Regions from separate parts of the Homo sapiens genome. Here region 2 is linked to region 1. The links are chromatin contacts, found by Hi-C in ENCODE. All regions are on one chromosome and are shown on one strand. The core of a region is the stretch at or near the end of the contact, and the rest is flanking DNA. Distances in the headings are between cores, read along the strand shown. Region 1 overlaps LDLRAD4 (low density lipoprotein receptor class A domain containing 4). Region 2 has its middle 56 kb from the start of ZNF519.

What was found. Hi-C counts contacts between places; a loop is a spot of excess contacts on that map. Pooled maps may share reads with other maps.
Region 2: a loop to region 1 is called in a map with no recorded cell type, with 9 times the contacts of the local background. The contact joins two enhancer-like sites. A Hi-C loop is called at or near these places in 3 of 37 single-sample maps with no recorded cell type and 6 of 50 pooled maps.

Annotation. Positions count from the first base shown.
Region 1 is chr18:13,565,818-13,570,409 of GRCh38, forward strand. All of the region lies in intron 4 of LDLRAD4 (low density lipoprotein receptor class A domain containing 4), which reads left to right. Among named protein-coding and RNA genes, the nearest start is that of MIR4526, 43 kb to the right of the region's middle. RefSeq lists enhancers at 851-1,478, 1,060-1,139, 3,160-3,309. Within about 2 kb of position 1,819, at least 19 of the 41 ENCODE cell types and tissues checked have a DNase peak (open chromatin) inside an H3K27ac peak, as active enhancers do.
Region 2 is chr18:14,186,454-14,191,045 of GRCh38, forward strand. It overlaps the pseudogene ANKRD20A5P and the pseudogene RNU6-316P. Among named protein-coding and RNA genes, the nearest start is that of ZNF519, 56 kb to the left of the region's middle. Within about 2 kb of position 2,763, at least 4 of the 41 ENCODE cell types and tissues checked have a DNase peak (open chromatin) inside an H3K27ac peak, as active enhancers do.

The sequences.
Region 1 (4,592 bases), core at 569-3,068:
CTTGCGGGGTCGCACATTTTGGACGGGGCCTTAAGGAGTTTGTGTTGATATTCAAAGGAAGAATTCCATCAGCGTTGATCAAACGTGGCTCTGAAGACTGTGACGATGATGTCCCATGTGGCATTAAACACAAGCCGAGCTGCTGCTCCAAGGCACGCCATTCGTCCATTCGTTCAGTCCAACAAGCCTGGGCCATGAATTTTCTCTGGGACCCGCATCATCTCATAGTGGGGACACAGAAATGCTCCCTCCCAGCCCCTGCTCCTGGGGCTGTGGTGTCTGGTAGAGAGGGCAGGTGTCTAACATGGTTACAGTTACATCCGCTTGGTGGGACTTGATGACAAGACTAACGGGCAGCCAATGAGACCCCCGTCAGTGCTGGGGAGATAGTAGGGGAAAGGGCACTGAGCCAGGACAGTAAGCTATCCCTTGGCTCCTGTTCCTGTCTCTGGAAGGTCAGTCTGTCCTGGAGGAGAAGCCAACACCCATCTCTGTTCAGCACAACGGGCATGAGTTTTCTTATATTTTCAATAAAGAGCATGCCTTAGACTTTTTTTTTTTTTTGAGACAGAGTCTCGCTCTGTTGCCAGGCTGGAGTGCAGTGGCGCAATCTTAGCTCATTGCAACCTCCACCTCCTGGGTTCAAGTGATTCTCCTGCCTCAGCCTCTCGAGTAGCTGGGACTACAGGCGCCTGCCACCACGCCCGGCTGATCTTTGTATTTTTAGTAGAGACGGGGTTTCACCATGTTGGCCAAGATGGTCTCGATCTCTTGACCTCATGATCCACCCGCCTTGGCCTCCCAAAGCGGTGGGATTACAGGCACGAGACGCTGCGCCCAGCCAAGAGTATGCCTTATATTAAATGACAGCAGGTGTCTCTTGGCCCAGTGGAAATAATTGATGTGGTGCTATACTATGGCTTTATGTCTTTATCCTTGACACATGGGTTCTCCCCACAGTCCCCCAAAAAGAGAGGATTTAAATATGTATAGGTTTACTTACAAACATCTGCCCAAAGGGTATTAGAGTAGCATGGAAAGTGGAAAATCATTTAGACTTGTTGAACTTCTGCTTTGTGCTGAATACTGTGCTAGAAATTCAATGGACTCAGTGTCCCTGTGAGGAGAGGGTCCTGCTGAGCTGATGGGGAAGCGAAGCCCAGCCTGGTGCAGCCTGGCCTGGAGTCACACAGCGTGTGTGAAAGAGCCTAGAACCAAGCCGCGCCTGGCCCAGGGGGGAAGCAGCCCTGCCAGTGCACGCAGACTTGTTCCCGTGTCACTGACCTCATCCTCATCGTGGGTTGCTCTGGTTTGCCTTGGTCAATATTAATCATTTCCCCCTGCCTCCCAGCTTCACTAGTTTAACTATGACGTGCATGTGCTTTTGTGGGTACCCTAAGAGTCCAGGGGCGCTGCTAAGAAAGACAAATACACACACGTAGGGAAGAAACACAAGTACCTTGCGTCTTCCTAATCTAACAGTGTCTGGATTGCTTCAGATTCCTGGAGTAGCTGGACTGAAGGCAGAGATGAGGGGCTTGTTGACCTGGGAGCTCTTTATAGCTAATGCTGCTCGGCTTCAGTTCCTGAGGCCTGCTGCCGTAGGGCCTGCCTGCAAACGCACTGTCACCACCCCCCGCCGCTGCAGCCCCCCAGGAGTTACGCTTTTGCAGAAGACCCAGCTGCCTAAGTAAAATTAAACACCCTCAAGCTGTTTGAGGCTCTTAAAAACATTTTCTCAGCACTGAACTTCTCTGAAGATCTGAGACTATTAGCACAAAACCAAGAGTTCTCTCTAAACTGCTTTTCTCTTTCCCCTGAATGCAAATGAACTTCCCCTGCTGGTTTCCATTCATCTGACAGGTCATAATTGTGACGTTGGTAAAATAGAGAAAGTTCCCTTTTGAAAATTGAGCTATGAGAACTTTTTTTGTTAAAAAAAAAAAAATAGAATATTTGCTTATTTTAAAAATAGAGTGACACAGTGATAATGGTGTCATCATTTAAACTCTACCCTATAAACTCTAGTTTGGACATGTCTTGGCTTATTGGAAATAATGAAAGTATTAACGCTGTGGATTTTTTGTTATAGTGGGTGTCACTGTTAGGAATTGTGAGTCACAGACATCTGGTCATCGTGCCTTCAACCCACAAGCAGTTATTGCCTCACATTAGAAACAAGTTTGGCCGGGCACTGTGGCTCACACCTGTAATCCCAGCACTTTGGGAGGCCGAGGAGGTGGGGGGTGGGGGGATCACCTGAGGTCAGGAGTTCGAGACCAGCCTAGCCAACATGGCGAAACCTGTCTCTACTAAAAACACAAATATTAGACAGGTGTGGTGATGTGTGCCTGCAGTCCCAGCTACTCAGGAGGCTGAGGCAGGAGAATCACTTGAACCTGGGAGGTGGAGGTTGCAGTGAGCCAAGATCATGCCACTGCACTCCAGCCTGGGTGACAGAGTGAGACTCCGTTTACAAAAAAAAAAAAAAGAAAAAAACAAGTTTGCAGAAGGCAGCATGGGGCTGGTATAGGGGCCCCACTAAGTCCTCGAGGATCCAGGTTATCTCTTTCGGCCCCACTCTCCCAGCACTTAGTGTCCAGCTCTGAGGTTGTTTCATGGTCTAGAATGGCTGCTGGAACTCCAGCCAGGACACTCACACTGCAGTCTGGACCATGGAAGAAGAACTGAAGTCCAAAATGATACATGCCTCCTTCCTTTAAAGACCCTTCCCAGAAGTCCCACACACCGCTTCTGCCACTGTCTCCTGGCCAGAACCTCACCGTAAGGCCACACCAGCTGCAGGAGGAACTGGACAAGGTTCCAGTCTTGCTAAGGAAGAAAGGGAAGGCAGAATAAAAACGAGTGCACTTCACGCCCCACATCAGGACCTGTGGCCTTCGTTATAATTTAGGGTCTCTGTATCACAGTAGACAGACCCCGTGGTTAGAGGCCTGCTGAGTGTAGGTTTCAGGTCTTCCTGTCTCTTACCTTATCAAGTTATTTAAATTTATAACATAGCCAAGCGTGCGTCTATCCAGGAAGTGTGTTCACATCTAGTCAGCATGGTCATCTTGAAGGGCTCAGGGAAAGACCCTCATACCCCACCTTCACCAATCCCTTGGTCATGAAGGATGTTGGCTCCTCTCACCTGCACCCTCTACCCAATGTGATGTTTGTAGGCACCCCATGAATAAACATTTTATGAATGAGTTGATATTAGTGGATTACACGAGCAACTACATCATTTGAAAAAAAAAATGATTATAAGAAGCTAAGAGAAGTTGTGACACTAATCCAATACTGAGATGCTTGTTTTAGATGATGTCATACTTTCATAGCAGACACTAGAGAAGCGCCCTTTGCCCTCCTCCCCACTCCTGGGGCCTTCCCCACACGTGGCCTCAGAAACTTCTTTCCCACGCTTGGGCCTCCCAGGGCCGCCCCATCCTGCAGGCTCAGGGGCTCAGACTCTGAACTATTAGCTCCATACTAGCCCTGCGCTATCTGGGGAATAAAACACTCTCTGTACTCTTGTCTCTATAGAAAAACTTTTTTTCAGTTGCAGGATAAGCCAATTAGAAATGAATTTTGGGCACCAAACTGATTCATAAGTCGGATGTTGCTTATCTTCACTTTACTTTAAAATGAATTGCTTTTATGTGTCTTTCAAGGAAAAAAATATTCTCAAAAAATCTGTAGCACTAATGATTAGCCTTACTTTGGGCTAATTTCCCTTTTGATAGAAACGAATGATTGTACCAACAACTTAAATTTCCCTTGGGGCTGGGCACAGTGGCTCAAACCTGTAATCCCAGCACTTTGGGAGGCCAAGTTGGGCAGATCACTTGAGGTCAGGAGTTCGAGACCAGACTGACCAACATGGTGAAACCCCTGTCTCTACTAAAAACACAAAATTTAGCCAGGCTTGGTGGCAGGTGCCGGTAATCCCAGCTACTTGGGAGGCTGAGGCAGGAGAATCGCTTGAACCCGGAAGGCAGAGGTTGCAGTGAGCCAATATCGTGCCACCGCACTGCAGCCTGGGTGACAAAGTGAGACTCTGTCTCAAAAAATAAATACATGAAAAATAAAAAATAAATTGCGCTTGGAAGAATAAGAAGTTATTTATATTTAGTTTTTTGTTTTAAAAGTATGCATGGGGAAGCAAGACAGCTGATCCCCATCAAAATTAAGCTGCTGGGCTTAGAAAGTGTTTTGGGGGAAGGGGTTGTATTTTATTTTGCAGGTGGTTTTTCTTCTTTTTGACAAAATCATTAGGCCTTTGAAGGACATTTTTGATCTAAGCAAAGCAAAGATAAAAGGTAGTGATAGAAGGTGACGTTTTCACTTGCTCCCTAACACTTGTGAGTCAGGCAAGGAAGAAGGACAGACGTGACTCGTCTGGGACGGTCTGCACCGGAGCATGTGGGGGGCCTGGTCTGTGCGCAGGTCAGCCCTTCTGTGGGTAGTGGTTTTCTCAAGATGCCACTACCTGGCTCGGGTCTCCGTGACCTTGTCCTGCAGCTCGTTGCCTAGACAACCAGCAGGCGGGAGCCCAGACGCCGGTCCACACAGGCAGTTATCAGGGCCAG
Region 2 (4,592 bases), core at 1,513-4,012, 620 kb after region 1:
GTGCCCACCTTAGTACTTCCTTTACTCAGGCAACCTTCCTTTGTGCTTGTAAGTATTTGAGTTTACAACTCCTATCTTATAGTATATTTTGATAAAGATTTCAAGGTTTTTAAGTCAGCGTGTATTTGTTATAATATATAGTCTATAGAGTATATAAATCCCTCAGTTATGAAGTTGAATTTTGGAATTTAGAAGTTTTTGAAACTCTTTTCTTTATATATACCACAAATAATTATCTGCCCCTAAGAATGCCTAGAAGACTTTTTAGGTTATTCCTGGTTATAGTTGGATAATTTATGAATATTGCAGACATTACATCTTTCTCCTCAGCGCTCTTCCTTAGAAATGCAAGTGACTTACTGGCTTTTATTATGCCAGAAATAATTCATATGGATCAGTATGAGAACTTTTATTGATAGGCCATTATGTTTTTATTTCTGATTTATATTTTGTCTAAAATAAAAAATAATTTTAAGTAGCCCTTTAAGTGGAAGCCAATAAAAATGGATTTAAAAAGTAGAGCTGCCCTGGAGTCCCGGGATTACCATTATAATTGAGAATAGTATTTCTTACTGAGTTTTGGTTTTTTAAATATTTGTTCTTAAGTTTTTTAAACCTATTTCTCTTACACAGAACATACTGAGCTTTCTAACAGTAAAGATAAAAATCTATTCTCTTGTATTAGGGAAAAAACCCATGGACTATCTAATAATAAGGAAAATAAGTGCATTTGAAGCCAATCTCTCTTAATTCAAAGCTCATTTCCATAGTGACCCATTTGGAGCAGGAGTGCCTGACATTGACATCTGGGATCCTGACACCATTGATAGAAGTGAATCAAGCAAGTTTGTGCCACCCAGAAGAAACCTCCACCTGCATTGGGAAGCTCTGGCAACTGTACCCCTAAAACTCTTAATTCCTCAAATGTTAATGTTTGCCACAAATAGTATTGTCAAATGGGGATTAGGTACAATTCAAGAGATTTCTTGATTATTGGACATAACATACAGTTTTATAATACTTCTCAAATGCAGATGGTCATGGAGTCCTTCTCTTGGGGTATAATACTTCTGGTAAAGCAAATATTCTTTGGAATATAGTTTAAGAAACACTGCTTTAGTGAGAATAATTTAGATCATTAATTTATGTAAAAAACTTAAAATGTTTGCTACTATGTCTTAGGGTTTTGGGGGTATAGAGACAAAAGATACAGACCTTGCCTCAAGAAGCTCTTGGTTTCAGTGGGACACAGTGAAATGATTACAATGTACCATGCTAAGTGCTGTGATCAAAGCAAGGATTCTTGGGACTGGTAAATGTCTAAAGTGAGTTTTGGCAATGACCACAGTTAATCCGGGGAGACAGAGGAGGATTGTTTGCAAGGCAAAGAGCAGCACATCAGAAAGCACAGAGTGAGAAGGAAGGGACTGCTTTTCTTTTACTTCCTTTCTATATTGTATGTTGAAGTTCAAAGCACCTTAGAGAAGATTTTCAGTTCAGTTGAGAAATATGTAATTTTCTGAATTACTAATTTTTTCTGCTGTTTTATAGGACAGTAATACCCCACTTTTATTCGCTATAATTTGCAAGAAAGAGAAAATGGTGGAATTTTTATTGAAAAACAAAGCAAGTACACATGCCGTTGATAGGCTGAGATGGTACAGTAGTTCTTTTTTTTTTTAAATAAAAACTGTGTATTCTAGAGTGGTAACAGTCACTGAAGTCAGAAATATTAATAAGAAGATTAACGTAATTATTGGCATATAGTGAAAAATATCACCATGAATAATCAGATAGATCAGCAAATATTTGGACTGAGTAACATAAAGAACAGTATATAGTAGGATTCATCTTCTCCTAAATATAGAGTGTTTGTTATTTATAATTGGATGTTTTTGGTACTGTAATCTTGTATTAGCTAAAGGGTTTTGTATTAGCTTTATTAAGTTTTTTTGGAGATGCAATCTGGCTCTGTTGCCAGGCTGGAGTACAGTGGTGTGATGGCTCACTGCAACCTCCACCTCTCAGGCTCAAGTGATTCTCCTGCCTCAGCCTTCCAAGTAGCTGGGGCTACAGGTGCACGCCGCCATGCCCAGCTAATTTTTGTATTTTTAGTAGAGATGGGATTTCACCATGTTGGCCAGGATGGTCTCGATCTCTTGACCTCGTGATCTGCTCTCCTTGGCTCCTCAAAGTGCTGGGATTACAGGCATGAGCCACTGCACCTGGCCAGTTTTATTAATTTTTAAAGTGTGGACTTTTAGTTTATGACTACTAGCATTGTCATTATTATTATTGTTGTTGTTGTTGTTGTTGTTTTCAGCCTGCAGATAGCTCTTATCTGACCCCTAGCTGATTTGAATTATATATCAGACTAGGAAAGCAATGGCGAAATCTTCATCTAAATCTTTACCTACTTTAGATAAGTGACCTCAGCACAGTTTCTTGGCCATCAAAGGACTATGAGTTAGCAACTTGTATTATGTCATACCCCAGTGGGACAAGAGGCTTCCTTGTTGTCCTTTTCTTTCAGCCTTGGTGATAATTTACAAAGATGAACACTTGAGCACCCTAGATGCTTATAGACCCAAGCTAGTACATGCAAAATGTTATTATGTCTACACTGACAGGTGGATATTAAATTGGTAAAGTGTATCAAACTAGCTGTTTAAAAAAGTCTCTATTAAAGTTCTTGAGTGGAGTGATTTCTTTGTTATTTTAGAACAGCCCTCATGCTTGCTGTGCACTATGACTCACTGGGTATTGTCAACATCCTTCTTAAGCAAAGTATTAATGTCTTTACTCAAGACATGTGTGGACGAGATGCAGAAGATTACGCTATTTCTTGCCGTTTGACAAAGTAAGTGTTTATGTTAAAAGGCCAGTTAATATTGAATTGAAGTTTAAAATAATTGCAACTATTCCATCTTATACATTAGGTGAGAGTTCCTAGTTTGGTTCAGATAGTTTGAAATAGCAATGAGTTAGTCTACCTTTTAGCCAGAAATCAAGCAGAAATCTAGATTAGTTAGAAGTAGAGTGCAAGATATTTTCAGGATTTTTAAGACCTTTATCCCTAGGGATCTCAATGTTGTTCATTTTATCCTAAGTATAATCCCCATGCATGGGATAAAAAGAGCCACATTTTTTACTTCTTTTCCTTTCTTTTCTTTTCTTTTTTTTTTTTTTTCTTGAAACAAGGTCTCACTCTGTTGCCCTGGCTGCTCTTGAACTCCTGAGCTCAAGTAATCCTCCTGCCTCGGCCTGTCACAGTGCTAGCCACCATGCCTGGCCTGACTTTTCTAATTAGTTATTGGGTCTTGAAATGTCCAATTTAGCAGAAAATCTTGTATTTTCCCCTGGGGCTATCTCCTGTGTCTTCCTTCTTTGAATTTTCCAAGAAGCTAAGGAGTTTCCTAAGTCCAAGGAAGGGAATCTTTCTTTACAAGTCAGAAGAAGGGGGAAAAAGGCCATTCTGATCATTCTGTTGTTTCAATGGACTCATTTCCTGTATTGTTGCCATTGTAACTAGTCCTGCAATCTGATAATGATTGACCTTTGCCACCAGGATGACTTCACTCATTCAGACCCCTCGGTTTTTGTGGTGATTCATACATACAGTTCAAAGCTATGGTGTTTATTAATTTATGTACTTATGCTCAGTCATTGTTCCCTGATGCCAGCACCCTGATCTGGCAGCTAGGCCTCCTAGCTTTACCCACACAAATATTGAGCAAGTTGATCCTCACCCTACACTAAAAACCTTATTTGGAGCCCACATCTTAGCTATACTTAGCCTAGGCATTCATGGTAAGTTATCCTTTGAGACCCGTGTTTGTCTGTTCTTTAACCAACATTAGTTGGGATTGCTCTCAACAGTCAGGGATGTTCAAATAATGTTGCAGGAAAAGATTAGGGTTCCCTTTCCCTTTTGCTATCAGATCTGTACCTTGAGGCTTTTTTACATCCTGTGGAGCAGCTTTGGTTAGATAGCAGAAGGTTCCATGTTATCTTTCCACCGAGTAGTGGGAACCAACTTGCAGTTGGCCCCTCAAGTAATGTGTCTCTATGATAATGAAAATCTGGGCTAATCACAACTCTTCCTGGAGTTTTAAATATATTTTAAAATTCTACCTCACAGGAAGCCATTCAATAAAATTCTCTGAATCTAAAGTAGGTGAGTTGGATTTAACAGAGCTAAGCCTCATCCATGACTCAGGAGTGTCCATGTATCAAACAGGGCTTTGTACTTGTTTCAGCAGCACATATTTTAAAATTGGATCAATACAGAGCAGATAAGCATGGCTGCTGCCTAGGGATGGCACATAAATTCAGAAAGCATTCCATATTTTGCATAGTTCCGGGAAGGTCATTTGACTATTTGTCGAGTAGCTCCAAGGAAGCAGTGTGAGTGAAACCAAAACAGAAGACACCCAATATTGAAATTGTGATTATAACTGTGAAACTACTGATGTAAGGTGATCTCTGAAATGAGAACAGAGCTGAGTAATAAGGGGATGTTACTTGTTGCCGGTACATGTCTTGGAAATGACAAAATGTCAACTTGCATTTCCTTCATGGAACTGAAAAGC